Linked DNA regions of Mus musculus: region 1 is linked to region 2. A link is a loop called in an ENCODE intact Hi-C map of the cell type or tissue named here. Cell type or tissue: heart. All regions are shown on one strand. Links, peaks and the distances in the headings refer to the core of each region. The heading gives the core; the rest is flanking DNA.

Region 1 (15,699 bases), core at 3,898-11,897, 250 kb before region 2:
CAAAGTAACTGTGCAGAATGCACAACCAGAACCGAACCAAAGTCCCTGGGGCAGGGACACAGCTGTGCAAAGGCCCTGGGGCAGGATGCAGTAATGGAGGAGAACACCATGACTGGGCAGAGGGAAGAAGGCTACAGGACTGTAACTTCGGGGAGGACTTGGGCTGTAACCCTGAGGGAAGTGGGAGATGGAAGTGATGGTAGAGCTGGGACTCACACTGGATCTTTTTGAAAGTCCCCTGGGTTCTGAGGGAGGATGCCCAGCTGGCAATGACATGGCATATGGGGAGGAGGGGGTTCTGATGAAGGAAGTGGGGTGTTTTCAGACCATGAATGGGTGGGAGAAGCCCAGCCCCAGCCCCAAATGAAAGAGGCAAGTGGATTTCTGTGAGCTTGGGGCTAGCCTGGTCTTGAGACAGTTCAGGACAGCCTGAGCTACACAATGAGGCCCTGTCTCAAAACAAAACAAAACAAAACACACAACAACAACAACAAAAACCAATATTTTTTTGGAGGTGGCTGGAGCGTGGGTAGTGAAGCATTTCCCCCAGCGTGTGCAAAGGCCCTAGAGTCACTGTAAAGAATAAAACAGGGACTGGAGAGATGGCTAAGTGGTTAAGAGCACTGATTGCTCTTCCAGAAGTCCTGAATTCAATTCCCAGCAACCACATGGTGGCTCACAACCATCTGTAATGGGATCTGATACCCTCTTCTGGTGTGTGTCTAAAGACAGCTACATATAAATAATAATATGTACTCATATAAATAAAAATAAATAAATCATTAAAAAACAAAAACAAACTTGGGAGGCAGAGACAGGCGGATTTCTGAATTCGAGACCAGCCTGGTCTACAAAGTGAGTTCCAGGACAGCCAGGACTACACAGAGAAACCCTGTCTCAAAACAAACAAGCAAACAAACAAACAAACAAACACAAACACAAACAAAAAACCAGAACTTCACGGAGAACAAGTGTGTGTCCAGCCAGAGAAAGGGGATTCAGCCCAGCGACAACCAGCATTCTTGTGTGTGCATTCCCTTGCAAGCCAGAGTGCCTGTGGAGGCTGGGGGCAGAGTTGACCCTTGGGGTTCGCCCTCCACTATCCACACATTACCTGCGAGGCAGGACCTCTGTTGCCTGGACCTCGCTGATTGGCCGTCGGGTCCTCCTGTCCCTGCCACCTCCCTTATTATTGACAGGAGCTGTGAGACTCGCAAACCTCCTCTGCGCAGCGCTGCGGGCCCTTCACTGACCTAGGATCTCTCTGGCGTCCAAGAAGTTTTACTAACTGCGCTTTACACGTGCGGCGACAGAAAGGGGAGGCGGTGACAGGCCACACTGTCCATGGTCCTAATGATTTGTTCAAGAACAATCCTGGCGGACTTTCCCTGCCTCAGTTTCCTCATCCACTAGAGTGGGGGTTGGGTGGGTGACGCGGTCTCTGTGAAGGGCTCTCCACCGGGTGACTCAGGAACTGTGTAACAGTTGCAGAAACCAGGCAGGAGGGATTGTGGTTAAATTCCAGAAGGACTTCCGCGGCGGCCGCCTTGATTGGGCACCGATTATGTGTCCTGGTGAAGCGGAGCGCCCGACGGATGAGTAGGGAGACAGAGTGGAGGAAGGAAGCTTTGGAAAAAGAGAGCCACCGGACAGAGGCTGCAAAGGCCCCAGGGCAGGATGGAGCCTGGCACCGGGAAGGAGCTGGGAGGAGACCCGAGAGGCTGCAGCACACGCATCCTGGGGCAGAGACAGAGGTTTTAGCAGGAGGCACTGAATTAGTTGTAGGGAGCACTGCAGGGGCAGGGAGCCATGGAGGACGGCAGACAGGTGGTGTTCCCTAGTTACCAAGTGGGTGCTTGCGCCTTCCGCTGCTGCCCTGCACCGCCCACCACTCCTGCGCCAAACTGGAGTGCAGGGTCCCTGGTCGCTGTCTCCCCAGCCCGCGCCCGCCAGGCCGCCGCCCACTCTGCCCACATCTGAGGCTCCGCGGAGCCGGACAGTCTGCTGCAAACCACGGAATGTTCCCCAGAGCGCCCGGCGGGATGTTGGGGGACAGAGGGAGGCGGGAGACCCAGTTGAAAGACAGAGCAGGGCCAAGCTGGGGCCATGGGGGCAGCGTTGACACCCACAGCCCCAGAGGCTAGGCACGGAGGATTCCATCCCTCAACATGCGGGAAAACATGGAAATGGAGTGGTGGATAGCTCACTGTCCTCGAGGAAAGAGCAGGAGACAGGGATTTGAACACAGGCCTTTGGGGGGACAGAAGAAGCTGGAAGTGTTGACTAAGCAGGGGTAGAGACCATCCAGCTAGTGTTGGGATCCTTTACATGAGGCAAGAAGACAATTGTCTAACTTAGAAGGCGAGCGAACCTTATAAGCCAACAGGGAACAGCATATCACCCACCGCAGCATCCAGCCAGCCATCTAGGGATGGGTGGGTGGAGTATGTATGGATGGATGTATGGATGGATGGATGGATGGATAGATGAGTGGATGGATGGATGGATGGGTGGGTGGGTGGGTGGGTGGGTGGATGGATGGATTGAATGAATAGGTGGGTGGATGGATGGATGGATGATGGATAGATAGATGGATGGATGCATGGGTGATATGCTGTTCCCTGTTGGCTTATAGGATTTGCTCACCTTGTAAGTTAGACATTTTCTTTTAGATGTTTCATGTAAAGAATCCCAATGCTAGCTGGGTGGTGGTGGCATATCCCTTTAATCTCAGTGTTTGGGAGGCAGAGATAGGCAGATCTTTGAGTTCAAGGTCAACTTTATCTACATATCAAGTTCCAGGGTAGCCACCGTTACATGGAGAGACCCCGTCTGGGAAAGAAAAATATTTTTCAGGAAAAAGGGAATCAGCTCAGTCGGTCCTTGTCAAGAGGTTGCCAGGCAGACCCTGGAGTTCTGCCCCAGGCCCCACATGCTGGAAGGACAGGAGGTGTCCTGTGACGGTCCTGTGGCAGCAGCAGTGACAGATGAATTTCACAATAGCAGCCGTGCCTAGATTGCTCCTGCTTCTCGTACCATGGATGTATGATCCAGCTCAGTGTGCAGCAAAGGCTCCACCTGATTCCAGCTCTACTTCTCCCAGCTCCCTCCTACTCCCTCTGCCTGCTGTGGGCACTCTCTGGGGTGACTGCCCCCCACACACTGGGCTTGAGACCCACCACAGAGAAAACAGTGGAAAATTAAATGCTGTCTGTGTGCTCAGGAGCAGCCGCCCCAGCCCATCTCCTAATGACCCGTTCCTGGGATTGTTCCCAGCTGGCGCAGCTGGGGTAAGGGCTCCCCCCCCCCAATGCCACCCAATTTGAGGGGCACAGGCGTTGCATCTGGAGGATGCAGGTGATGCAGCCTGTGGCCTCTGGGGAGTCAGAGGCGGGGATGTTGTCAGGGGTCTGAGGATAGACCCACTTGGGCTCTGTGTTTGTGGTTCCATCCAGTAGACTCTGCTCACACTGCCCCTACAGTCATGGTGCCATGTGGCCTCCAAGCTATGACCCCTGTGCCTTGTGTCCAGGTGAGGTGTAGAGTCAGCTCCTCAGGGGACCCTTCCTGTGCCGAGCTTGGAGAAAGAAATATCTAGGTTGTTGAGGAGCCCATATCTGTCTCCGTGGGCAGAGCACCTCGTGGTCATAGTGTCATCCCAAAGCCCAGGGGGCAGGGGCACGTCATCCTTGGCTACATACTGACTTCCAAGCCAACCTGGGCTACAAGACACTCATGTCCCAAATTGGGAGCTCCTGGATCCATGGGTGGAGGCCACAGACTAAGCTGAGCTCAGGATGCCCAAACCCCCTTAAATCAGAGTAAACAAAAGAAAAAAAAAAAAAAAGGCAACAGAAAAACAGAGGCTCCTAGGATGTTGTATACTTCACAAACTCCAAACATCAAAGTGTGAAGCCAGGCAGTGCTGGGAATTGAACCCAGGGCCTTTGTACACCACACCGTACCGAGATGTTAGATCTGTCCCCCACTAATTTTATGTTCAACTCGGGCAGCCTGCCTGGACCCCTGCAGCTGCATAGGAGCTGCTCTGTCTCATCCTGGGCAGTAGGGATTGCAGTCCGTTCAAACTGGCAGCAATGGGTGCAATGCTGGATGTGAACAGTAGAGGGCAGAAAAGAACTGCAAGTCGCCATAGCTGACCAAGGCTGCTGGGCAGGGTGCAGGGCACCAGGTGGGACAGCAGGTGTTTGCTGATGATTGCAGATGTCTGTAAGAGTCTGTAGGTGACTCTAGGTGAGCACAGGCGACTAGGTGACTATACGGAAGTTTTGTAGTGACTGTTGATGTCTGTAGGTGACTGCTGGTGTCTGTGGGTGACTGTAAGCAAAGGTAGATGCCTGTAAATGGTGTAGGTGTCTATAGACGTCAGTATGTAACTGTAGGTGTCTAAGTAACTGTCAGTACCTGTAGGTGTCTGTAAATATCTGTAAGAGTCTGTAAGTGGCAGATGTTGTCTGTGGGTGTCTTTAAAAGTCTCTATGTGTCTGTAGGTGACTATATAATTCTGTAGGTTTCTGTAGGGTTCTACAGTTATTTTAGGTATCTGTAGGTGTTTGTAAGTTACTATAGGTAAGTGGGGGACTATCAGTATCTGTAGGTAACTGCAGGTGACTGTAGAAGTTTGTAGGTGACAGCAAGTATTTGTGGATGTCTGATGGGTAACTATAGGTATCTTTAGGCATCTATGTGTGTTTGTAGTTCTCTGTTGGAGTCTATAGGTGTCTGTAGGCATCTCGGGTGTCTGTAATATTTTGCAGGAGTCTCTAGATGCCTGTTAAAATATGTAGGTGCTGTAGGTGACTATATGGGTCTGGGAGTGTATGTAGAAATCTATAGTTACTGTAGAAATCTGTGGGTATCTATAGGCATCTATGAATGTCTGTAAAAGTTGGTAGAGTCTATAGGTGTATGTAGGAGTCTGCCTGTTTCTATTGGTGTCTATAAGTGTCCGTAGTTGTTTCTTGGTGACTGTAAGTACAGATAGGTAGTCATAGGTGACTGTAGGTGATGGAGAGTGACTATAGATATCTGTAGGTAGCTGTAGGTATATGCCAATTCCTGTAGGAGACCATGAATGGCATCAGAAGTGTGTAGGGAATGGCTGGTGTTTGTAGGTGTCTCTGAGAGTCTATAGGTGTCTGTAGGAGTCTGTTGGTGGTTATAGATGTCAGTAGGAGCCTGTAGAGATCTGCAGGATTTTGTCTGTGTCTGTAGAAGTATTTGCAGATCTGAAGGGGTCAGGTTTTTGTAGGTGTTGCTGAGTAGCTTTAGATGGTCACATGTGACTATAACTGTCAGTGTCTGTATGAGTCTTTAGGTGACAGTAAGTGTATGTAGGTGGGTGACAGTAGGAGTTTGTAGGTATCTGAACAAGTCTGTTGATGATTACTGGTGCCTGTGGGTGTCTGTGAGTGACTGTAGGAGACCATAGGAGTCTTTACCTTTCTTTAAGAATGTGTAGGAGTCTATAGGCATCTGTACAAGTCAGCGAGAATCTGTAGGATTCTGTAGGTGTCTGTAGAAGTTTGGGTGTCTATAGGTGTCTGTTGGAATCTGTGGCTATTTGCAGGTATATGAAGGAGTACATGGGTATCTGTAGGTGTATTTAGGAGTTTGTTGCTGCCTGTAATTTCAGTAGGAGTCTGTAGAAGTATTTAGGTGTCTGCAGGAGCCCATGGATGTCTAGGGGGAGTCTATGTGTTTGTAGTAGTCTGTAGGTGTCTATAGGAATGCTTTGAAAGTCCTTAAGTGTATACAGGAGTCAGTAGGAATCTGTAGGTGTCTGTGAGTGTCTATAAAAGATTGTAGGTGCCTGTAGGAGACTGTAGATATCGGTGGGAGTGTGAGGAAGTCTATAGGACTGTGTTGATGTCTGTAGGCATCTATGGGTGGGTATAAAAGTCAGTAGAAGTCTGTAGGTGACTGTAGAAATCTATGGATGCCTATAGTTTTTTTTCTAGGTATCTGAAGCAGTCCATAGGTATCTGTAGAAGTGTATGGGTGTCTATAGAAGTTTGTACATGTTTATATGCATCTTTGGGTGTTTGTAGCATCCTGCAGTAGTCTGTAGGTGACTGGACATGTTTGCAGGATTCTGTAGGTATCTATAAGCATCTATAGGTGTCTATAATTTATCTGTTGGAGTCTAAATGTCTGTAGGTATCTCTGGGTGTCTGTAAAACCTGTAGGAATCTGTAGGTGACTGTAAAAGTCTGTTGGTGTCTGTAGAAGCTTGGGGGTCTGTAGGAGTCTGCAGATGTCTGTAGGTGACTATATGAATCTGTGAGTTTCTGTAGAAATCTATGCTTCTGTAGGAATTTACAGTTGTCAGTAAGTGGCTATAGGAATCTGTAGGTATCTTTAGGAGTCTGTAGATGTCTATATAAGACTGGATATCCATAGATGGTTGTAGGTAACTATAGGGGCCTATAGGTGTTTGTAGATTCTGTCTGTGTCCCTAGGAGTCTGGGTGTGTAGAGAAGTTTGTAGGAGTCTGTAGGAGTCTGTGTATATCAAGAGAAGTCTGTGTGTTTGTAAAAGTCTATAGGTATCTGTAGGAGTCTGTAGGTGTCTGAGGATATCTATGGGAGATTGTAGGTGTCTGTAAGAGTCCATAGGTATCTGTAGTGTGTATGGTTCTTTGTAGGAGTCTATATATGTCTGATTGCATTGTTTGGTGGCATCTGTAGTTGTCTGTAGACATTTCTGGGTGTCTGTATGCATTTGTGAGTGTCAATAGGTGTCTTTTGGTGTCTATAAAAGTCTGTGGGAGTCTGTAGGTGACTGTAAAAGTCTTTAGGTATTTGTAGGAATTTGGAGGTATGTAGGAGTCTGTAGGTAACTCTAAATGTCTGTAGGTATCTGTAGGTATCTGTAGGAGTGTATGGACATCTATAGGCATTTGTGATGTCTGTTGTTGTCTTTTGGAGTCTGTAGGTGTCTGTAGGCATCTCTTGGTGTCTGCAAAAGTCTTTAGGTGACTCAGGAGTCTGTGGGAGTTTGGGACATGTGGGCATCTGCAAGTGTCTCTAGGTGTCTGTAGAAGTCTGTAAGTGTCTATTGGTAACTGTATGAGTCTGTGGGTTTCTGTAGGAATCTGTACATGTCTGTAGGAGGTTTTAGATGTCCCTAGGAAGATGTAGGTGACCATAGAAGTCTTTAGGTGTTTATAGAAGTCTGTCTGTGTCTGTAGAAGTTTGTGGGTTTCTGTGAGAATTTGTGTCTCTGGGTGACTTTAGGTACCTATAGGTGACCACACATGACTGTAGGTAATGGTGGCCAACTGTAAATGACTGTAGTTGTCTCTGGAGTCTGCTAGGTATCCTTTGGTGTCTGTAACTATCTGCAGCTATCTGTACTATTCTGATGGAGACTGTAGGTGTCTGCAGGAATCTGTGTGACTCTGAAGGTGGCTATTGTAGTCTCTAGGTCTATAGTAGTCTGGAGGAGTCTGGAGGTGTGTTTAGGTATCTGTTGTTTCTGGAGGAGTCTTTAGGTGTTTATAGAAATCTCTTGGTGTCTGTAGGTAGTTGTCAGAGTCTGTGGTGTCTTAAGAATCTATAGGTGTAGGGCTGGAGAGATGGCTCAGTGGTTAAGAGCACTGACTGCTCTTCCAGAGGTCCTTAGTTCAATTTCCAGTAACCACATGGTGGCTCACAATCATCTATAATAGGATCTGATGCCCTCTTCTGGTGTGTTTGAAGAACAGCTACAATGCACTCATATAAATACAATAAATACATCTTTTTTTTAATCTATAGGTATTTTCAATAGTCTGTGGGTATCTATAAGAATATTTAAATATCTATAAGAATTTGTGGGTATCTATAAAATCTATGGTGTCTGTAGATTTCTGTTGTTGTCTGTGAGTACCTATAGGTAAATGTAGGTGATCACAGGTGACTGAGTGATTGTAAGTGACCATAAGTATCTCTTGGAGTCTATAGGTGACTGGAGGTATCTGTAGGTACCTGTGGGTGACTGTAGTTGACCTCTGGTGGCTGTAACATTTTGTAAGTATCTGTAGTCATCTGTATGTGACAGCTGGTGTCTATGGTTGTCTATGAATGACTGCAGGAGTTATAGATATCTGTAGGAGTCTGTAGGTGCCTCTATGTATCTGTAGGACTTTGTAAATGTCTGAAGGAGTATGTAGGAGTCTTTGGGTGTTTATAGGGCTATATATTTACTTTAGGCACCTGTGGGCATTTATAGGAGGCTGTAAGTGTATGTAGGCATCTATTGGATCATATACTATAATAGTCTCTGGGTACCTGTAGGGGACTTTAGGTGACTAGGACTGACTGTAGGAGTCTGTGGGTATTTTTAGGAGTTGGTAGATGACTGCTGGTGTCTGTGGATCTATACATGTCAATGTGTGTGTGTGTGTGTGTGTGTGTGTGTGTGTGTATGTCAATAAGAGTCTTTAGGTGTTGTGATATCTGTAGGTGTGTATAGGATATTGTCTGTGTCTTGAAGAATTGTAGATATCTGAAGGAGTGTGTGTGTGTGAGAGAGAGACAGAGAGAGACAGAGACAGAAACAGAGTCTCTAGTGTCTTTAGGCATCTATTGGATCATATAGATGTCTATAGGTGCCTGTAGGTGACTAAGGGAATCTGTGGGTTTATGAAAGCGTCTGTACAAATTTATAGGTGTTTGTAGGTGTCTGTATTTCTGTAGGAATCTGATGGTGTCCGTGGGTTTCTGTAAGAGTCACTAGGTGGGGCTGGAGAGATGGCTCAGTGGTTAAGAGCACTTACTGTTCTTCTAGAGTTCAATTCCCAGCAATCACATGGTAGCTCACAACCATCTGTAATGAGATATGATGCCCTCTTCTGGTGTGTCTGAAGATAGCTACAGTGTACTCACATACATAAAATAAATAAAATCTTTTTTAAAAAAAAGAGTCACTAGGTATATGTGTCAGTATATGTCTGAATGATTCTGCAGGTAACTCTAGGTGTCTGTGGGTAACTTAGTTACCTGTAAATGACTGTAAATGACAACAGGTGTCTGTTGAAGTCTGTGAGACTTTGTATGTGACTGCTGGTGTCCTATGGTGTCTGTAGGAGACTGTAGATTTTTATAGGTGACAGTTGATGTCTGGGTGACTAAAAGTATATGTAAGTGACTCTAGTGATCATGTGTCTGTAGGTATCAGTAGGATCTGTAGTTGACTACTGGTGTCAGTGGGTGTCTGAAGGTGACTGTAGAAGTATATAGGTGTCTGTAGGATTATGTGTTTATAGGAATTTGTACATGTCTGTAGATAACTGTGGAAGTCTCTGAATGTATGTAGGATTCTGTAAGAATTTAAAGTTGTCTGTAGGTTAGCTGTTTGTAGGAGTTTCTGTGTGTTTATATGAGGCTATGGTATCTGTAGAAGTTTGTTGATGTCTGTAGGTTCAGTAGGAGTCTGTAGGTAAATTTAGGTGTCTGTAGGCATCTGTGGTGTCCATAGGAACTTCTAGGTGTCTATAGGAGTCTGTGGATGTCTAGAGGAGTCTGTATGTGTTTTTAGGAGTATGAAGAAGTTCTGCAAACATTTTTAGGTGTATATAGGAGTCTGAAGGAATCTGTAAGTGTCCATGGGTATCTGAGGGGGTTTATAGAAGATTGTAGTTGCCGGGCAGTGGTGGCACATGCCTTTAATCCCAGCACTTGGGAAGCAGAAGCAGGCAGATTTCTGAGTTTCGAGGCCAGACTGGTCTACAGAGTAAGTCCAGGACAGCCAAGGCTATACAGAGAAACCCTGTCTTGAAAAATCAAAGGAGAAGAAGAAGGAGAAGAAGGAGAAGGAAGGAGAAGGAGAAGGAGAAGGAGAAGGAGAAGGAGAAGGAGAAGGAGAAGGAGAAGGAAGGAGAAGGAGAAGGAGAAGGAGAAGGAGAAGGAGAAGGAGAAGGAGAAGGAGAAGGAGAAGGAGAAGGAGAAGGAGAAGAAGAAGAAGAAGAAGAAGAAGAAAGAAGAAGATTGTAGTTTAGTTTTCTGCAGTAGACCATAGGTATTTGTAGGAGTGTCTTGTGGTCTATAGATTTCTGTAGCCATCTATGGGTGTGTGTAAAAATCAGTAGGAATCTGTAGGTGTCTGTAGGAGTCTATAAGTGTCTGTAGGTTCCTCTAGGTGTCTGTAGGACTCTGTAGGTTTTCTTAGTGTGTGAGTATATATAAGAGTTTGTACATGTCTTTATGCATCTTTGAGTGTTTATAGGATTTTGTAGGAGGCTGTAGGTGACGGTAGTTGATTGTAGGATTCTGTGGGTGTCTATTGGCATCTGTGGGTGTCTTTAGTTGTCTGTTGGAGTCTGTAAGTATCTGTATGTATCTCTGGGTGTCTGTAAAATTCTGTAGGAATTTGCTAGTTTGTTTGTATGAGTTTGTAAATGTCTCTAGCTATTTGTAGGAGTCTGTGGGTGACTATATGAGTCTATAGATTTATGTAGAAATTTACAGTAGTGTAAGAATTTATACTTGTCTGTAGGAGTCTGTGGTTCATTGAAGGTAAGGGTAGGCGATCAGAGTGATCTGAAGTGACACTAGGTAACTCTAGGTGTCTGTAGGAAACTACAGGTTTTCCATGGATGTCTGTAGGTACCTATAGCGGCCTATAGGTGGCTATGGATGACTGTGGGAGTTTGTAGGTGATGGTTGTTTTCTTTTGGTATCTGTAGGAGTCTATAAATGTCTGTAGGTATCTTTAAGAATTCATAAGTGTCAAAAAAAGAATTCATAGGTGTCTATAGTAGTCTGAAGGTGGCTGAAGGTGATTCTAGAGACTGTAGGTGTCTGTAAAAGTCTTTGAGTACCTGAAAGTGTCTGAGGGTATCTGTAGTGTTTATGGGATGACTGTGAGTAACTGTGAGTCACTGCAGGTGCCTATTAGAGTCTACAGGTTACTGTAATAATTGTCTGTGAGTGACTGTAAGTACCTGTAGGTGACTGTAGGTGACTGAGGGTGACCCTAGGAATCTGTATGTATCTATAAGTGTCTGATCATGATGGCTGGTGTCTCTGGGTGTCTATACATGACTTTGGTGTTTGTTGGCATGTGGAGGAGCACATATGTGTCTGTGTGTGTCTATATGTGTTTAGAAGTTTGAGTGTCTGTAGGAATCTGTATCTCCAAGTGTCTGTAGGGTACTATAGGTGTCCATCAGTAACAAAAGGAGTTTTTGAGTGTCTATAGGAATATATAGTTGCTGTAGGAATCTGTGGCTGTCTGTGGGAAGCTATGGATGTCTGTAGGAGGCTATAGGTGTATGTAGATAATTGTAATTGTCTCTGGGTGAGTGTCTCTGTAGGTGACTGCAAGAGTCTTTAGGCAACTATAGGAGTCTGCTCATGACTGCTGGTGTCTGTGGGTGACTGAAGTTAAGTGTAGGTGCCTCTAGGTGACTATGGGGGGTGACTGTAAGTGTCTGTAGGTATTAATAGGATCTGTAGTTGACTACTGGTATCTGTGGGTGTCTTTGGGTGACTGTAGGAGTCTGTAGGTGTCTGTAGCATTATGTAGGCATCTATAGGAGTCTAAATATGTCTCTCTTTTTTTTGGTTTTTCAAAATAGGGTTTCTCTGTATAGCCCTGGCTGTCCTGGAACTCACTTTGTAGACCAGGCTGGCCTCAAACTCAAAAATCCGCCTGCCTCTGCCTCCCAAGTGCTAAGATTAAAGGTGTGCGCCACCACTGCCCAGCTATAGGAGTCTATATATGCCTTATGTGACTATGAAAGTCTGTGAGTATATATAGGAATCTGTAGGAATTTATAGTTGTCTGTAAGTAACTAAAGCTAAAGTAGGTGTCTGTGGGCATCTACAGGTGTCTGTGGGTATCTGTAGGTGTCTGTGGCTGACTGAAGGTAATGTAGGTGATCATGGATAATTGCAGGTGACTAGAAGTGACTGTAAGTGTCTTTAGGAGTCTGTAGGTGACTGGAGATGTCTGTATGTGACTGTAGGTACTTGTAGCTGCCTGGTAGTGACAAAGAGTGACTGTAAGAGTTTGTAGATGATGGCTGGTGTCTATTGGCGTTAGAAGGTGACTGTAGGAGTCCATGGGTGTCTGTAGGAATCTGTAGTTTTCTTTAAAATTCTATAGGTTCCTTTAGGAGTCTATAGGTAGCTGTAAAGATCTGTAGGTACATGCAGGAGTCTGTGGGTGTCTATAGGCATCTGTGGGTGTCTGTAGGAATGTCTAGGTGTCTGTAGAATCATACAGGTATCTAGAGTATTCTGTATGTATCTGTGGGGGTCTGGGGCTATCTATGGAAAACTGTTGGTGTCTGTAGGAATTTGTAGATATGTGTAAAAATGTGTGGGTCTCTGTATGTGTGAGTCTGTATGTGTCTGAATATATCTGTGTGTGTCTGTTGGAGGCTATAGTTGTTTGTGGGTGACAGTAGGTGTCTGTAGATCTCTGTAGGTATCTGTAGTTATCAGTAGGTGTCTGTAGTAATCTTGCAATTTGTAGGTATCTGTAGGCATCCCTTGGTATCTGTAAAAGTCTATAGGAATCTGTAGTTGACTGTATAAATCTGTAGGTGTGTGAAGGAGTTTGGAGGTCTTTGGGAGTCTGTAGGCACCTCTAGATAACTGTACTTGTCTGTAGGTATCTGTAGGAGTGTGAGGTATCTATACATATCCGTGTGTGTGTGTGTGTGTGTGTGTGTGTGTGTAGTTGAATTTTAGAGTCTGTAGGCATCTCTTTGTGTCTGTAAAAATTTCTAAGTGATATTAAGAATATGTAGGTGTCTGTAGGTCTTTGGGACCTGTAGAGATCTGTAGGTGTCTCTGGGCGTCTATAGGCATCTGTTGGTAACTAAACAAGTCTGTATAGTTTCTGTAGCAATCTGTACATGCCTGTGAGAGGCTGTGGATAACCATAGAAGAATGTAGGTGGCTGTAGGAGTCTGTAGGTATTTGTAGATCTCTGTGCCTGTAAAATTTTGTGGGTGTCTGTGGGAATATGTATCTGTGGATGACTTTAGGTACCTGTAGGTGACCACATATGACTGCATATAACACTGGGAGACTGTGACTGTAGGTTTCTCTAAGGTCTGTAGGTATTCTTAGGTGTCTGTAGGCACCTATAGAAGTTTATAGGTTTCTGCAGTGTCTAAAGGTGACTATAGGTGTCTGAAGTTGTCTCTTATAGATGTCTCATATAGGCATCTTTGGGTATTGGTAGTTTTCTAATGGAGTCTGTAGGTGGCTGTAGGAATCTGTATGGACCTGTAGGGGGCTGTAGTGGTTTCAAGGTCTCTAGGTCTATAGTAGTCTATAGGAGTCTGTAGGTGTCTGTTGTTTCTGTAGAAGTCTCCAGGTGTATGTACTGATCTGTAGGGTCCTGTAGGAGTCTTTAGGTATTTATAGGAGTCTGTTGGTGTCTATGTGTGATTATCAGAGCCTGTGAATATCTTAGGCATCAATAGGTGTGTGCAGAAGTCTGCAGGTACCTTTAAGAATCTTTACATGTATATAGGAGCTTATTGGTGTCTATAAGAATCTGTGAAAAGAGCTGGGTGGTGGTGGCACACACCTTTAATCCCAGCACTTGGGAGGCAGAGACAGGCAGATTTCTGAGTTGGAGGCCAGTCTGGTCTACAGAGTGAGTTCCAGGACAGCCAGGGCTATACAGAGAAACCCTGTCTTGAAAAACTTAAAAAAAAAAAAAAAAAAAAGAATCTGTGAATGTCTGTTGGTTTCTATTGATGTCTATGGGTGACTCTAGGTAAGTGCAGGTGATTGCAGGTGACTGTAGCTGACTATAAGTGACTATAAATGACTATAGCTGTCTGTTGGAGTCTATAGATGACTATCGATGTCTGAGGGTACCTGTAGGTGACTGATGACCCCTGGTTACTGTAGAAGTCTGTAAGTATCTGTAGGTATGTGTATGTAATGGCTGGTGTCTATAGGTGTCTGCAGGAGTCTAAAGATGTCTGTAGGAGTCTGATTTTTCAAAGCCTACTTTTAATGGTGTTTCTTAAATGCTTTAATCTCCTTTCTAGCCCACCACCCACCAGGGGTAAGAGGAAAAGAAAGGTTACTATGATATGGGGGAAGTGGACCTGTTTAGAAATGGTTCTTTGGAGTAAATTCCATCTGTGCTGTCAGAAAATCAGCAGGTCAGGAGCAGGTCAGGAGCAGCAGCTCGATCACTCACAAACCCTTTATGGATATGCAGCAATCCATATCCATAAAGTCCAGTAGTGTCGGGATAGCAGCGGCAGTGGCACAAGAGGAACATCCAGGCCTCAGCAGAATTGCCACAAGGCAGCAGGAGAGATTAGGACTACCAACAACACCAGAAGTTCTTGGCTATGCCTCTGTCAATGACGCAAAGATCAGCAAAGACAGGAGACCGAGAAGTATTGCTGAGCTGTTTCTATAAGCAAGCCTCTCTCACAGTCCACTGAGTCCTTTTTATAGTCCCTCTAAACATCACATGTCCTCCACGGGTCTGCCTTAGCACATGAGTCTGTCTTAGCAAAACTCCACATGAGTCTCTATCAGCTGACAACAGGTTGCCAATCGGCCTGAGTCTGCCGAAGAGGCAAGACACGACCAGCACACCACCGCAAGTTGTTTGGTGCGTTTCTCTCTATGGAGTCTCAACAAAAGGAGCTCAACTACTTAATGAAAGGCACACTAATAAATAAATGCACGTTGTTAGCGAAGAATCCTTCCTCACGTGTCCTTTCACATGCTTGCTTTAGCAGAGCATCCTCTCTCCTGTGTCTGCTTCAGTGAAACGTTTTCTTACTGGTCAGCCTTAGTGAAACATCCATTCACCTGTGCCTACTTCAGGAAAACACTCCTTCATGTGTTTGCCCCAGCAAAACACCATCCAACACAACTGACTTTCCAAAGAACCCTTAAGTCTCCACTTTACACGTATACAGGATATTGTCTGTGTCGGGAGGAATTGTAGGTACCTGAAGGAGTGAATAGGCATCTGTACAAGTTTTTAGGTGTCTTTAGTCATCTGTGGGTGTCTGTACAAATTTGTAAGTATATATAGGTATCTGTACATTTCTGTAGAATTCTGCTGGTGTCTGCAAGTTTCCGTAGACATCCCTGGATATATGCATATGTCTGGAGGGTTAGGTAGGATTTTGTAGGAGTCTGTGTAGGTTACTATGGGAGCCTATAGGTGTCTGCAAGAGTCTATGTGTGTCTGTAGAAATCTGTTTTTCTGTAGGATTTATGGGTATCTATAGGTAACTATAGGAGTCTGTAGGAATCTACAATTGTCTGGTGAAATCTATTCTTTTTTTAAAAATATTTATTTGGGGCCTAGCAAACACAGAAGTGGATGCTCACAGTCAGCTATTGAATGGATCACAGGGCCCCCAATGGAGGAGCTAGAGAAAGCACCCAAGGAACTAAAGGGAACTGCAACCCTATAGGTGGAACAATATGAACTAACCAGTACCCCAGAGCTCTTGACTCTAGCTGCATGTGTATCAAAAGATGGCCTAGTCGGCCATCACTGGAAAGAGAGGCCCATTGGACTTGCAAACTTTTTATGCCCCTGTACAGGGGAACGCCAGGGCCAAAAAGGGGGAGTGGGTGGGTAAGGGAGTGGGGGGTGGGTATGGGGGACTTTTGGGATAGCATTGGAAATGTAAATGAGGAAAATACCTAATAAAAAATATATTTATTTATTTTATGTAAGTAC
Region 2 (15,699 bases), core at 5,384-13,383:
ACAGGCTAGCCTGAGCTACATGTTTCCTCATTCCTTGCATTATGGATCACATTAGTCCCATGCTGGGCCATCTGCTCCTTCCAACAAGCCAGGGGGAACAAAATTCTAACATGAGCCCAGGCTGAAGAGGCCAGTTTGTTCCCAGAACCACAGCATCAGCTGCCTCCCCCCTACCCCCTTGTCACCGGGTTCTTTCTGTTCACAGCACACGGCCACCGCAGCCGGAGTTCCTCCTTCCCAGGTCAGAAGAAAAGCCAGAGACTGTGGAAGAAGAGGACAGGTGAGCACGCTTGGGATGGCAGGCTGAGACAGGACCCCAGGGGACACTGTGGAAACATAGGGTGTGCCGGTGCCTTCCCAAGGTTGGTGACCCTGGGCAGCTTCCCCTCATCTGTGTCTGTTTGGGTGAGTCCCTGACCCAGTAGGGGCAGACTGGCACCTGCTATCTGCCTGAAAAGTGTGAGATAGTGGTAGCCTTCTTGGGAATGGTTCTGACCCCAACAATAAATGAGAACTGCCCAGGGTCACAGACAGGCAAATAACACCCTGTCTCCTCCCCACCCACAGGGCAGCAGAGGCAACAGAGGACCAGGAAACTAGGTGAGTGTAGCACAGGTGTCGGCAGATTTCTAGGAATGTTCTGAGCACAGTTCAGATCTGTATGACTGAACATCTGATGAACATATGCATGCCTTGTCCCAGCAGGTGGTATGACAGATTGGGGTATCCTTCTTCCAGCTGCAGGACATGTTAGCCATGACAAGGATATTGATGTACAGCTAGCCTAAGATACAACTCAGACAAAGGATGGATGGGTGGGTGGGAGGGTGGATGGATGGATGGATGGATGGATGGATGGATGGATGGATGGATAGATGGGTGGGTGGGTGGGTGGGTGGGTGGATGGATGGATGGATAGATGGATGGATGAATAAACAGATAGGTGAGTGAGTGAGTGCGTGTATGTGTGTGTATGTGTTTGTATAGATGGTTGGATGAGTGGATGGATAGTGGGTGGATGAATGAATACATAGGTGAATGGGTGACTGTGGTATACACACACATATATGTATACATGTGTGTGTGTGTGTGTGTGTGTGCGTGTGTGTGTGTGTGTGTGTGTGTATAAACATGTGGATGGATGAGTGGATGAATAGTGGGTGAATAGGTTGTGGATATATATGTTTGTATGGATGGTTGGTTGAGTGGATGGATGAATGCATGGGTGGATCTACATTGGAAATGTTGGCGGCAGTCATTTCTCTTTGCTCAGAACCCTCCATAGACAGGTTAGCTCACTCTGAGTCTTCCTGTGTAACCTTACTTCCTACCTCTGACGTGGATCCTACCCTAGTTGTCCTTTGCTCTCCAGCATGTCCTGATCTACCCAGAACCTAGACATGGACAGAGATTATTCCCAACATCATGTAACCCTCATCCGAAGCCCTGGGAGCCCCGCCTTCATCGAGCCTCCACCGCCTGAGGATGCCTGGCTCCACCATGTCCCCTGCACCCGGGTCCTCTCACTGCTTGAGTCCATTTCACTGTTTTATTTTGAAGAAGGCGGTATGAGCACATCTCGGAATGGAGCAGGTTCTTGACCCTTTCACAGTCTGGGCTTGTGGATGCCAAAGGTGGATGTGGGCAGTGCCACCCACGGTTACTCTTCCAGGCCTTGGCATCCCCAAGATGCCCTTCTCTGTCCCAGCTAGGATAACACAGATATGCATTTTGGGCTGACCCAATGAGAGACCCTTTGCTCGGTTGCCACCTGTCCCTAGCTGGAGCCTCAGATGTCTGGTGGCCCTGGCTGCAGCTGCATCTGCTTCTCTGTGGAATGTGACCCACTGTCCCCTCTCCCTGCCACCCCAGGCAGGGTTGTGACTGCTGACCTCACATCTCCACCTGACATGCACTATTCTGCCATTTGACTGTCTTTGGGGGCCTTCAAGCCCATTGCACATGTACTGATCAGCCTGGTGGTCAACAAACCCAACATTTTGAGCTCCTTTAAAGTAGATGTGACTCCAGATGTTAACTGACACCTCATTCCAAGGGAAGAAGTTGTATCCACTTTCCTATCCTCTGCCCAGACCAGACTCAGCCTCTGTGTCATCAAGTAGGAGACATTTGGTGTCTGAGAAGAAAGATGAAGATCCAGGGCTGTGGGTGCTAGAGGATCTGGGGGACCCCCTAGGACAGTATATCCTGGTGGGTGGGATGCTGCGACCACCTGATCTCCAAGCTGGGCTCAAAGCACATGTCTGCCCGAGATGACTACATAGTCTAAGCTAATGAGTGTGCTGAGCCTCCTGTCCCCAGGGACACATAAGGCCAGATGACATTTGCAGGGAGGAGTCTCCCTGTGGTTCCCTAAAGACTTGAGTATCTCTATGTTAAGAAATCTTAGCACTGCGCAGTGGTGGCATATGCCTTTAATTTCAGCACTCAGGAATAGGAGGCAGGGGGATTTCTGTGAGTTCCAAGATAGCAAGGGCTACATAGTGAGACCCTGTCCAGAAAAAAAAAGAGGAAGAGAGAGAGACAGACAGAGAGAGAGAGCTCTGTGCCTCTCCCCCAAAGGTAGGTTCTATCCACCCCACTGTGAGGTGTCCCCTCTGACATGTTTCTTGCTTCTCGGCCTCTGATGGCCGCAGGACAGCAGCTTCCACCTAGAGAGAATCAGAGTGTCCTGCCAATAACACCCATGGATCTGAGCTCTGCAGGAAACACACCACAACCAGAGCTACTCTGTGGCACCGGGAGGGGACCCGAGAGAGTAGAGCAAAGCAGTGCTTTTTGTTTTGTTTTGAGAGAAGATCTTGCTATGAAGACCAGCCTGGCCTCAAACTCCTGATCCTCCTGCCTCAGCCTCCTGAGAGCTGAGATGGCAGGTGTGTGACCCCCCAGGCTGGGCTGGTGGTTTGTAAGTTGTCTTTATCCAGCATCAGAAGATGAGAACCAAGATGGTGCCTGGGGCCAGGTCCACAGACAGCCCCTCTTGGCTTTTTGAAAACAGAATCCTGGAGGCTTTTTCTGACTAGGCGGCTGCTGGTGACAGCCAAGGCCTATGAGGTGAGAGGATCTCTGTGTCTGGGATGGATGGATGGATGAATGGACACAACCCTGCTGTCCCCAAAGGTCTAAGGTCCTGCCTCCAAGCCCAGGAACTCCAGTGGGGGCCACCTGCTCCATCCACCTCCTTGCTGCCATGGCATGCTCACCGCCCCTTTGGAATCACCAGCACCCACTGATACAGGCAAGCAGAACCCACCAGGGCCACTGAAGACCCCCCAAACAGGAGACCCCGAGGGGCTTAATATTCTAGCCCACACCTGGGACCACCACCCCAGGTACCTGGGGGACAGTGAGGCAAGACACAGAGGTCCAGCAGCCTCATGGGGAAGGGCTGTTCCATTTCTTTACTGAGACACCCAGGATCCATTTGGCAAGTGACCCAGAGCAACAGTGTCCACCGCCCACCAGCAAATTGTGCAGTTATAAACACAGAGACGGTGGGGACAGTCCCCAAAGTAACACAAAGTCCGGGGAGGCTGGGGTGGGGATTTTTATGTGAAATAAATAAATTATAATGCAGAGGGAAGATATATGCACATATCTCTGTGTTCCCAGATATGGGGAGGGTGCAGAAGGCAAGCCTCCTGCCTCTGTGACCAGTGGCCAAGCCTTGGGGGAGTGGGGTGCACAGTCCTGCCTGCAGCAGGAGAATGGGGGATGGGCTGGTGAGTCTCCAAAGACTTTGGCTCCACCGCCTGAACCTCAGAACACACACAGACCAGGGCATTTGAACACAGCTATGTTTAGTGTCGCCAGCAAGATGTGATGGGGGACTAGGGTGTGATGACCCATGGGTAACATCCCAGCGCTCAGGATGCTACTGAGGCAAGAGGACTGCACAGAGTTCCAGACCAACCTGGGGCACGGATAGAGACTCTGTCTCTAATAAACCAAACAGAGGCCAGTGTGCTGTAATCTGGATATGCCCAGTCTGGATGTGCTCATAGCTGGGATATGAGCGTGGTGACAGGGCCTAGGGAGGGAGGCGCTGAGCCAGCAGGACAAAGGCTGGGCAGGACAGGCACCTTTCATTGCCTACAGGCTCAAGTACACTCACTCATTCCATAACCCATTCATTCATTCACTCACTCATTCCATAACCCATTCATTCATTCACACACTCATTCCATAACCCATTCATTCATTCACACACTCATTCCCAACCTCCCCATGGATCTGGGCCCAGCCATCCATGTCCTTCCTGTCTTGGTCACAGTGCCTGCTCGGGTCCCTGGGGACCAAGAGGGAAAGACCAGACATCCTGAGGGATGAGTCCTCTCTGATGCAAGAACCAGCCTTAAGCTAGAATAGTGTGTGTCCCCAGAGGTGGGACCACCAGGGCACAGCAGAGAGGAGATGGAACTTGGTGACCCCAGAAGGACAGGTTGGGGGACTTGGGACTCATGAGATAAAGTGCTGGCCACAGGGCAGAGGGACCTCCTATCAAATGCCACAACCTAGATAAAAGGCAGGCATTGTGTCACATGTGTAGCTCAGCACCAGGGAGCTGAGGTAGGGTGTCATGGGGCCCACTGGCCACGCCCAGCCCCGTCACACAGCTCAAAGTTCAGCAAGACTCCACCTTAAAAATAAGTGGTTGGGGCTGGTGAGATGGCTCAGCGGGTAAGAGCACTGACTGCTCTTCCAAAGGTCCTGAGTTCAATTCCCAGCAACCACATGGTGGCTCACAACCATCCGTAATGAGCTCTGACACCCTCTTCTGGTGTGTCTGAAGACAGCTACAGTGTATTTACATATAATAAATAAATAAATCTTTAAAAAAAAATAAGTGGTCAGGGCTAGAGACATGGTTCAGCAGTTACAGTAGAGGCTGCTCCAGCCGATCACCCAGGTTCCAGTCCCAACACCCACACGACAGCTCCCAACCACTGGCACCTCCAGTTCCAGGGGTTCTGACGCCCCCTTCTGACCTCTAATGGCAGTAGGCACAAACTTGGACGACAGACACATATGCAGGCAAATACCCATACACAAAAAAATAAAAATAAACCTTGATAAATAAGGTCCTGCAGGATATGGGGGTGCATACCTTTAATCCCAGACTCAAGAGGCAGATGTAGGCTAACCTAGTCTACATGGCGAGTTTGAGACCAGTCAGGGCTGCATAGGAAGACCCAGAAGACACCTGACATTGACCCCTGGCCTCCTCATGTGGCTGCACACACACACACACACACACACACACACACACACACACATACATACATATACACACAGACACACACACATATATACATGCATACATAAACACATACATACATACACACACACAAACACACGTATATATATAGACGGACATACACACAGGCTCACACACAGAACATTTCTTCTCCCTTACCAACAACAGTGGGGAACAATGCCCCGCCCCATCCTGGCTCCCCCGAGTCTGATCTCAATGACTCTGGTCACATGGTGGGCTCACAATGACACGGTCACTCTAGAAGGATTTTGTAGCCAGGCCTGGTCATCAGAGCAAAGCTGTCTTGTGATTCACCATCCAGAGGCCTAAACCCACCTCAGCCATGACACTTTTGGAAGAGGAATTTCCTGGCAAGGCTGAGCTGGGGCCAGGGGAGGAGGGGGGAGGAGGGGGGAGGATGGAGAGTCCTTTTTCTTGGCCTCATAAGAACCAGTCTCAATGTCAGGGTGAAACCAGGGGACACAGATATTTTTAGGTATAGAAAGGTGTGACTAGGGAGGGGAGGAAGGGAGAAAGGAGGGGTGGGGAGAGGGGAGGGAGGAGGGAGGCAGACACGGGGGCACAGGCTAAAAGTTGGCTGCTGTCCCTCTGTCCCTCTGGCTCGTGACTTTTTTAGGCAAAAGGCTACCAAAGCTATTTGCAGCCTATGAAACAGGTGCTCGCCCCCCCCCTTACTCTCACAAGTGCTTGGGGGCCTCTTCCCCCGGGGCGGCCTCCAGGCTGCCCAAACCTATAAATGCCCCACAGCTTTGTCAATGGAGCTGGGACTTGCTGAGCAGCGCAGCGCAGCGCAGTGCAGCAGGGGCCACCTCAGGACCAGTCACCTCCAGTCCCCAAGATGAAACTCATCATAGGCATTGGAGGGTGAGCCCTAGGGCCTGGAGTGTGACCCTGTTTGGGGAGGGAAAAGACCTCAAGGCCCTGGGAAGAAAGTGCCTGCTGCCCATGGTCTGCAGGCATGAGGGGCATGTGAGCTTGGTGACCACTGAGGGGACAGGGATGGTCCCACTGCACCTGCACGGATGGATTATTTTAAAGATCATCAGGAAGATACTGGGGAGGCCTGCTGAAAACCTGGGGACCAGCCCTGTGGGGATGGGGGATGGATGTACAGGCAGTAAGTGAAGTGTCTCTGAACAGGATGAATGTGTGTGTGTGTGTGTGTGTGTGTGTGTGTGTGTGTGTGTTTTAATTCTGGAAGCACCAGGGTGAATCCAGGGCCTTGGGCATACAGAGCAAGCCCTCAGAACAGGGCTACTGGCCTGGCCCTCTTTTTACTTTTTATTTTGGAGTGGGCTAGCAGTCATGCAGGCTAGCCTTGAACTCACTCACACCTAGCAGGGTGACAGCGGGTGCCTCTAGGCCTTTTTTCTAATGATCCCCAGTGACCACAGCTCTGCTTGCCTGTGGCCTCCCACATGGCTGCTGTCAGCACCAAGACAGGCAACTTAGGGCAGAGGACAATATTTCCAGAATGGCTGAGGATGACACGAGTCACCCTAAGAACCAGATTGCTGTGACCTACTGCCCTGGCGTCCTGTCCTGGGGATTCTAGGCAGGGGCTCCCCTCCCTGAGCCACACCCCCAGCCACTCAGGGCATTCTGGGGAGGGGCTCTACCTGACCACGTCCTATCTTCAGAGCTCTGGGATTCTGGATAGTCACTGCACACAAATTCGTGCGTGCACGCGCGCGCACACACACACACACACACACACACCACCTGTCCACCCGAATGGGCCTGACTGTAACTCCATGGTGACTCGAGTCCTGTTAGGTGCTTGGGAGTGGGCGCTGACATCTCCCCACTGCCTCACACACGCTGCCCTTCCAGGGTGACCAACGGTGGGAAGACCACCCTGACCAACAGCCTCCTCAAGGCGCTGCCCAACTGCTGCGTGATCCATCAGGATGACTTCTTCAAGGTGGCTGTCTAGGGTGCAGAGGTGTGGGGAATACGGGGCAAGGCGTTCTCATTAGCCCTGCTTGTGCCCAAGGGTTGAGGAACCCTGTCAGACTGATGGAGGGGGTGCTGGCCTCACTGTGGCATGCTGGGATGTTTTTACCCACGACCTCTTAGACTTCTGCTTTCCCTTCTCTGCAATGGGTTCAAAGGGAGGAGTGACAGGTGATGATGGATAGACCACCGCACCTCGCTGTGGGGCCATCCTAGAGTGGCAAGGTGGGCTGGGCTGGCACAGGTCTGAGCCCAAACCTTGGGGTCCTGTGTTTCAGCCCCAGGACCAAATAGCAGTCGGAGAGGACGGCTTTAAACAGTGGGACGGTAAGCATAGTGCCCCTGCCCTAACTGCCCCACTGGGCCCTGTGGGTGCTTCCCGCTCTGAATTCTGCTATCTGTCCCACAAGTGCTTGAGTCCCTGGACATGGAGACCATGCTCAGCACGGTGCAGGCCTGGGTGAAGGATCCACACAAGTTTGCACGCGCTCATGGCGTCAGCCTTCAGTCAGGTGCCTCGGACACCCACGTACTCCTCCTCGAGGGTTTCCTACTGTACAGCTACAGGTAAGCATCAGCCTGCCAAGGCCCAAAGACCTTCAGAACCTCAGGTTGACTGTACTCACCCTGCTGTGAGAGCCTGCGCACTGCCAAGAGCTCTGTGTCTGTTTACACCGTGGAAGTGGGACGAATATGTGGCCTCGGGAGACATGGGGGTGCCACAGAGACACCAACTGACCCTGTCCCCCACTCCCTGACCAGGCCCCTGGTGGACTTGTACAGCCAACGCTACTTCCTGACCGTGCCGTATGAGGAATGCAAGCGGAGGAGAAGGTATGGTGCCACGGGTACGGGGGTGTCCCTGGAGTACAGGCTCCTCCCTGAGCCAGCCAGCCATGGGCAGTGGGCTCCGTAGTGACACTCTGTCACAGAAGCCCAGAACCGCAGGCCTGGACACAGCACACATACACCCTTCCCCAGACAGGCTCAATGGTGGGGAAAAAATGTGGAAGTTGAGAATCCCACAGCCACAGCCTTTGCCCAGGGATCTATCTAATCCTTCATCCAGAGCCTGTCTGCTGATTACTTGCAGTCTGCCTTGAGCAACAACTTCCCACGACAGGCCTGGAACTCCTTTCTCTCTACAGAAGCCGTACTTACATGGTCCCTGATCCTCCTGGCCTGTTTGATGGTCACGTGTGGCCCATGTACCAGAAGTATAGACGGGAGATGGAGCAGGACGGGGTGGAAGTGGGTAAGAACCAGAATGAGGCTCTGCCAATGCTCTAAACCCCAGGCTTCCCTACATCCCATTGAATCCCATCCCGGGCTCTCCTGCTGCTCTTTCCTGTCCTGAGAGAGTCCACACTGCTCTCCCTACCAGTCCTGACCCAGTCCCTTTCCGGTTTCAGTCTATTTAGATGGCATGAAGTCCCCGGAGGGACTCTTCCATCAAGTTCTGGAGGATATTCAAAACAGACTGCTCAACACATCCTAGCAAGACGCAGGTCCTGGACAGCAGGGCCTGAGATGTTCTGACTGGACGCAGTGGCTCTTCGCCTATAGGAAATCTGTACATAGGAGGGCATGTCCCCACACACGTGCAGTGGGCACGGACACTGTGAGATTTTCTAGCACCTCAACATTAAAGTGGACTCTGTTTTTTAACCTGGCGTCCTGTATGGTCCCTATGAGGTGAACCTCTCTCAGACCCTTTACTGGCACCTGGTGGCCTCTGTGGGTAACCTTGTTGATGTGCCTCAGTTTCCCTAAAGGAGACATTCCTCATGAACTTGGGTAAGGAGAAACAACATCTACCCTAATGTAGACAGGCACAGAGAGGTCACCTTTGGTACTCAGAATTACACAGTAAGTTGGTGTGTCCAGCTAGAAAGCTTCTCTGCCTAAATAGGATGGAATTCTAGAGAGTTCCCGAGGGATTCCTGAGATCTTTCTTCTCTCATCTGAGCCTCCCTCTACTTCTTTCGGAAACCAAAGCCAAGTCTCACTCTATAGGGTTATTTGGAATCTCCTAAATACACACACACAACACATGCTGCCTGTCCTGCAACCAGCATACCTGTCTCCTCTCACACACAACCATACACCCCCTGAACCATGGTGACAGTCTCAGTGTGATTTTTTTTTGTTTTTTTGTTTTTTGTTTTTTGTTTTGTTTTTCGAGACAGGGTTTCTCTTTATAGCTCTGGCTGTCCTGGAACTCACTCTGTAGACCAGTCTGGCCTCAAACTCAGAAATCCACCTGCCTCTGCCTCCCAAGTGCTGGGATTAAAGGCGTGTGCCACCATTGCCCAGCTCGGTGTGTTTTTTATTACTTGTGTGGACTTCATAAAAGGGAAAACTGAGGCTCTGAGCAGAACATTTCGGTGGTGCTGGAATGTAGATGTGGAGGAGAGTCGGCTTCAGAGATTTTATTCTTTGGCCTGAGGGTGACACCTAATGGCCATCTGTGGAATTGCAATGACAGAATCCCAATTACATATAGAAAAATGCTATAGTAGATGAGTGGATGGATGGATTAATGGGTGGATTGATGGATGGATGGACCGACGGACGGACGGACAGATGGATGGACGAGTGACTGAGTAGTAGTGTTCTGCTAAATAACAAGTCTGAAGCCTCCTTGTCTACATAAGACTTTGAAAATAAAATTGTTGCTTGTAATTTTAAAAACATGCTTCTTCTTTTGCCTGGGACCTACTGGTTTCCACCTTCTTTATTGACCAAATCAAGAACCAATTAGGGAACTAGATTTTAGTATCAGCTCCACCCACACATAAAATAATATAAAAAAATACAATAAATTATAAAATTCGTTTTCTTTTTTTCCTATCCTTTTCTTTCCTTTCCTTTTCCCCTGAGACAAGGTTTCTCTGTGTAGCCCTGGCTGTCCTGGAATTCACTCTGGCCTTGAAATCAGAGATCTGTCTGCTTCCCTTCAGAGTGTGGGGTTAAAGGCGTGTGCTATCAACGTCTGGCTCTTGAATTCCACTTTCTAACACTTGAGTTTTACCTTCAAACTTAAGGGTATTTTGTTTTGCTTTGGGATGGGGCTCCTGTACTCATTTCTATTTCTCTTGTCATGCTGCCCCAATCAATATTAGTGAGACCTGCCTTCTGCGTGACAGATGTGGGGTGTCCCCACACCCACAGGTAGCAATGCAGACATCTGTCATCTCCCCAGCTGTAGAAGTCCTGTGACCAACGTGAGGAGCTTCCCTGTAGGGTCGCAGCGTCAAGGTTAAGCAGAGGCTGAAAGCACAGGACTGGAACAGGGTTTATGCTTGCCAAACCCAGGCCTTTGTCCCAGGCACAACTGTGGCCAGACTCATCTGCTGGTCACGTCCCCCAAAATAGTTCAGCATGAGACAGGGACATAAGGGAGATGACTTCAAGGCAGCCAGAGCCTGGCCACTCAGGCACCGTAGACATGATTCATAGAATAAAGAATGAACTTGGGGCTGGAAGGATGGCTCAGTGGCTGCTCTTGCAGAGGACGGGAATCAGTCTCCAACACCCTCAGGGTGGCTCACATGCACTTGTAATTCCAGCTCCAGAGGACATCTTTCCGGCCCCTGTGGGTACTGCACACATGTGGTACACAGACAAAAATGCAGGCAAAATATCTATACACCTAATGAAAAAAAAAAGTAAAAAATAAACTGGGGGCAGCAAGAGGGCCCAGTAGGTAAAGGAGCTTGCTGCCAAGTCTGATGACATGAGTTCCATCTTCAAGGCCCTTATGGGAGAAGAAGGAAACCATTCCTACAAGGTATCCACTGACCTCTACACATGTGCTGTGGCATGTTCACGTGCCCCCCCCACACACACACATGTACACACCAATGTAATATGAACATTTTAAATGCTGGGACCAGCATCAGAGTCACTGGCTTGCCCAGTCTCCCCAGAACATCCCATGTCCTCAGGGACCCCACCCTCGGCTCACCAGGCGGGTGCACCTGTGTCGGGATGGGTTTATTGCGTGTTCCAGAGGCCTGGGATGACTCAGAAGAGGTAGGTTTCTGACCCGTGTTCTGTCTGTCAAGCAGAGCCTTGCCAAGAAGCCCTGCCCTTGGGGCCTCCTTTGGGTCCTAGCATGCTGGGGAAAGCCCCTCGAAGCCTTTCCAGAGGGACAGAAGGTTCCAGGGTCACCTGCCTACCCCAACCTTCTCCTAGCAAGCTGGCCAAGCCGAGGCCTCTGCTGGCCTCTGTTAGTGACGTGTGCCTCTCCCACCCACTCAGAGAGAAGCAAGCTCCCCCACAAACACTCCAGACATTACCAGCATCCCTAACTGGGCCATAGGACGGTCCAGGACAGACACAGGACACCCTGACATTGACGCCCAGAGGAACAGTGTATAAAATGGATTCCTCTACATGGCTAAGAATACTGAGGCTCAGGGAAGATGGAGTCCCTTGTCCAAGGTCTGTCACAAAAAAAGGTGGATTAGAGCTGGGCATTCTGACATATCTACCAACCCAGCACTCACTTGGAGGTGGAGGCAGGAGGATCAAAATTTCAAGGTCATCTGTGGCTACATAGTGAGTTGGAGCTACATGAGACTCTGTCTCAACAAACAAACAAACAAAAACCTCAGGTTGGTGATTGTGTCCTCGTGAAGGTTCTCGGTGGGGGCTGGGGACAAGTGTCACATTGGGGGAGCTCCAGACACAGAGTGGGACACTACTCAGCACCTTCCAGAATGCCCCACACAGAACACCCAGCCAGACATCCCCACAAAATGAGCTCAAGGTTCCTCTGTCTCCCGTATGGGTTACCGTGCTGATAGGGACACTCACAAGCCCCAGAGCCAGCAGTGGGGCCTCGTGGCTGACCCCTCAGCTCTATTGTCCCCAGATCCTGAAGAACTTGGCCTGTGGGACCTAGCAGAGCATAAGGTCCCCTGCCTGGCTGGATTTCCAGACTCCATACAGACACTGCTGTGCCTCAGTTGAGTTGAGTCCTAGGGATTCTGACCAAGGTCCCCACGCACTCGAGACAAACACTTTATCCACCGAACCAGATTCTCAGCTTTTCTTGTTGACTCTCCTGCCCCACACTTAACCCTAGGACTGTGACCTCACCAAAACCCACACACCCCAAGTCCTAATAACCACACCCAGAGACTGAGGTGATAGTGGTGGTTTGCTCAGGACCTGGAGATGGGTGACAGGCAGCCCTCCCCACCCTGTGCTGTCCTATCCCTGCACTGACACCTGTCACAGACATCAGCCAGCGCTCAGCGGAACACTCAGTCAGCACTTAGACCCCAGGGCCCCACCTGGTCCAACACTGTCACCTGCAAAGGTCACTGCTCTCCAGACCTCAGGTCTCCAAGGGCCAGGGAAGAGATGGGCATCCTGGACACTAAGTGGAAGATCAGCCAAAGCCAGAGGGGAGGGGCTGACAGGAGCCAGAAGTCACTAGTGGTGGGTGTCCCCAGGTCATCCACCCTACCCCCACACACCACCATGCACCCGGTGACTGCAAGTTGTCTGGAAAGGAACTTCTCATCTCCTCGTCTCTCCAGCCATCAGGAGTAGGTCTGCAGTAATGGGTCACAGGTGGAATTTGGGGACACACCTTGGGTTTATGCATGTGGGACAGCCACAAAATCCCTTTAGCCAGGAGTTGTGGTGCGTGTCTTTGATCCCAGCGCTCAGGAGGCAGAGAGAAGAGGATTTCCCTGAGTCCAGGGCCAGCCTGGACATATCAAGTTCCAGGACAGGCAGGGCTACAGAGACCCTACCTCAAAAAAAAAAAAAAAATGGCTTTGGCTTTGAACTACAGAGAAGTTCAGGGAGCTGCATACCCAGAGGAGAACTGAGTTTGGGGACACAGAGAGTCCCCTCTTTGATCCCCCAGCTCTTCACCACCCACACCAAGACACACATGCATTCTTGGGGGTCACTTGGGTAGGATGGGATGTCCCTGGCTCTGCACCCTTTAGATGACAGCTCCTCCTGCCCGCTGTCCCACAAGCCTTCGGGACCAGCAGGGTCTGTGTTTCACTCATCCTTCGTTTTAACACAATTCTTTGACTTTTGGGGTCATTTCTGCCGCAGGAAGCCTGGGTGAGGGCCAAGGAGGGGAGATGGTTGGCGTACTTACTTTTGTTTAAGATCTCAGGGGTTGAAGGAGCCGCTTGGGGTTGGCGTGCTCGGCTTTATAGACACGACGCCGGCTCCCCGCCAGGTTATTAATAGCGAGGGAGCTGCTTGCCCTAGTATGGTCAAGAGCTGAGCGACCGCGAACGTGGCTAGGCCCGGTCTGCTACGTGCACCTGTTCCAGGCTGTGACGGGGGTGGGGGGTTGGGTCGGGTGGAGGTGGGGGCGGGATGGCGCACAGCAGTGCCCTCTGACCTACAAGAGGCTAAACCCGAGGGAGCTTGTGGGGAGGTACGAACTAGACCACAAACACAGATCAAGGATACATAGTGAAAGCCTGTCTCAAAAACGTATAAATGCGTCAATTAACTGATTAAGACTCAACTCAGGGGGCCTTGCTACTAAGCCCCAGACGTCTGACAAGGCTCATAACTTGGGGTGTCTGGTTACCAGCTTTGGAGACACAAGAACTCATTGGCCCCTGGAGTTTAAAGCGGGTTGAGAAGCCACAGGGGTTTGTCAGCTGTGTCGGCCCTATCAGCTGTCGTCAGCGTTACCTGAAGCCACGAGCCCGTCCTCACTAACCGGGTGAAGCCCTGATACGGAAACAGAAACCTGGTGCACACACCCGGAGCCGGCATTCTCCGGTCCCCCATTCCAGCTTGAACCTATCTGTTCTATATCATTCCTCTTCTGCCTACAGCTCAGCCCCACCTTCGTTCAATTTAGCTAACAGACCAATCTTCCCAAATAACGCTCCATTTCTGGGTCCCGAGGATGCTCTATTACACGTTCATATTTTTGTAAAATGTGGGCTTATCGGGAAAGCTCGTGAAGGGGCCTATGGCAACAGCTTTAAAAAAATTATTTATTTTATGTATATGAGTACACTGTAGCTGTCTTCAGACACACCAGAAGAGGGCATCAGATCCCATTATAAATGGTTGTGAGCCACCATGTGGTTGCTGGGAATTGAACTCAGGACCCCTGGAAGAGCAGTCAGTGCTCTTAACAGCTGAGCCATCTCTCCAGTCACTTTTTTTTTTTTGAGATGGGTTTTTAGGTGTAGTCCTGGAACTCACTCTGTAGACCAGGATGACCTTGAATTCACAAATCCGGATCCCCAGGCCTTTGCCATCCCACATGGCTTCTCTATGAGCTTGTGTCTGTGCATCATGTGCACGCCCCATGCCCATAGACAGCGGAAGGTGTTGGATCCCAGAATCTTGACCTACAGGTGGTTAAGCTGCCATAGGGTGTGGGACTCAGAGAGGGCAGCCAGCATTCAGACTTTGGAACCTGGCCTGGCTCTCTCCTGCCGCCTCACAGTGGCTGTGCACACGACAGCATCTGAATGCCGCAGACCCCGTTACTGCTCATTATACAAACTGACCCAGAGCCCCAGGGACAGATCAGGCAGGACTCAGCTGTCACAAACTGCCTCGGCCTCCACGAGTTGGGATGACAGGTGCATATCCTCTAAGTGTCCTCCAGGTCTCCCCACACCCCCGCAGTGTGTCCTTTTCGGAGCTGTGTGATACTGCGGGTCCCCACTGAGATTCAGCTTTACCAATTGAGCCTTGCACGTCTCTATGTGAACTGTGGGTGACACCACCCTTGGTGTGTGGTGTGGCAGAGCCATAATCTCTTCGGCGGCGTAGGAGAGCACCTATCGTGGGGTTGCTCGCTCCCACCCTCCCTGCGGGGCGTGGGAGACAGGCGACAGTACGTGGAAAGCAGCTTTATTCTGGGGGTGGGTCGGGGTCTGGGGGTGCCGCAGCCTAGCGCACGCCGCACTCAGCCTGCAGCCGTTCCTGCTCCAGCGCACGCACCAGGTCGCGCACGAATTGCACCTCAGCGGCCACCTGAGCGGCTAGCGCGTCGTAACGGTTCTCCAGGCGACACAGGCGACGCTTCAGGCCCCCGGCACCCAACAGCGCCGCCCGCGCCTCCTCCTGCGCGCGCGTGCGCAGAGCCTCGGTGCGCCCCAGCTCCGTGCGCAGGCGTCGCAGGTCGCGCCCTAGCCCTGCGCTCCCGTCGCGGCAGCGCGCCTCCCGCTGCTCGGCGGCCGCGCGCAGCGCACACACGCGCTCCCGGCACTGGCGCCTGCCTCGCTGCAGCTCGCGCAGCCCCTGCTCTGCCGCCGCCACGTCCTCCAGCACGCGTGAGAAGCGCTCGAAGCTGGCGTAGCTCGTGTTGCGCGGCATGCTCGAGTGGGACTTGAGGCTGTACTCGCGCAGGCGCGCGGCGCGCAGCCGCCGTCGCTCTGGCTTCCGGGCGCCGTCCTCGCGCCTGCGCACCTGTGAAGAGC

What was found. Hi-C counts contacts between places; a loop is a spot of excess contacts. Peaks named below come from ENCODE experiments on the same cell type or tissue, not always from the same donor. Only the 100,000 strongest peaks of a DNase experiment are listed, where the experiment ranks them.
Region 1: a loop joins it to region 2, with 2.9 times the contacts of the local background. A loop is called at or near these places in 11 of 42 quality-filtered maps.

What each region holds. Positions count from the first base shown.
Region 1 is chr10:81,438,775-81,454,473 of GRCm38, reverse strand. No RefSeq gene overlaps it. Among named protein-coding and RNA genes, the nearest start is that of Nfic, 19 kb to the right of the region's middle. In heart, for the core only: a CTCF peak has its summit at 8,754; a DNase peak (open chromatin) is centred at 4,113; H3K27me3 peaks cover 2,900 bases.
Region 2 is chr10:81,192,415-81,208,113 of GRCm38, reverse strand. Nmrk2 (nicotinamide riboside kinase 2) reads left to right here and starts at 6,077. Exons shown (of 7, transcript NM_027120.2): 1 at 6,077-6,163; 2 at 7,133-7,223; 3 at 7,534-7,582; 4 at 7,666-7,822; 5 at 8,018-8,089; 6 at 8,404-8,510; 7 at 8,668-9,944. The coding sequence starts at 6,138. The coding sequence ends at 8,753. It overlaps Atcayos (ataxia, cerebellar, Cayman type, opposite strand), which reads right to left and starts at 13,423. Exons shown (of 3, transcript NR_015477.1): 1 at 13,392-13,423; 2 at 186-261. Dapk3 (death-associated protein kinase 3) reads right to left here. Exons shown (of 9, transcript NM_001190474.1): 9 at 14,917-15,688. The coding sequence ends at 15,170. It overlaps Atcay (ataxia, cerebellar, Cayman type), which reads left to right. Exons shown (of 13, transcript NM_178662.4): 11 at 206-280; 12 at 568-600; 13 at 1,373-3,610. The coding sequence ends at 1,382. In heart, for the core only: CTCF peaks have their summits at 8,024 and 9,735 (motif pointing left); DNase peaks (open chromatin) are centred at 5,543, 5,913, 10,603, 11,373 and 4 weaker places; H3K4me3 peaks cover 4,095 bases; H3K27ac peaks cover 6,478 bases; H3K27me3 peaks cover 1,367 bases.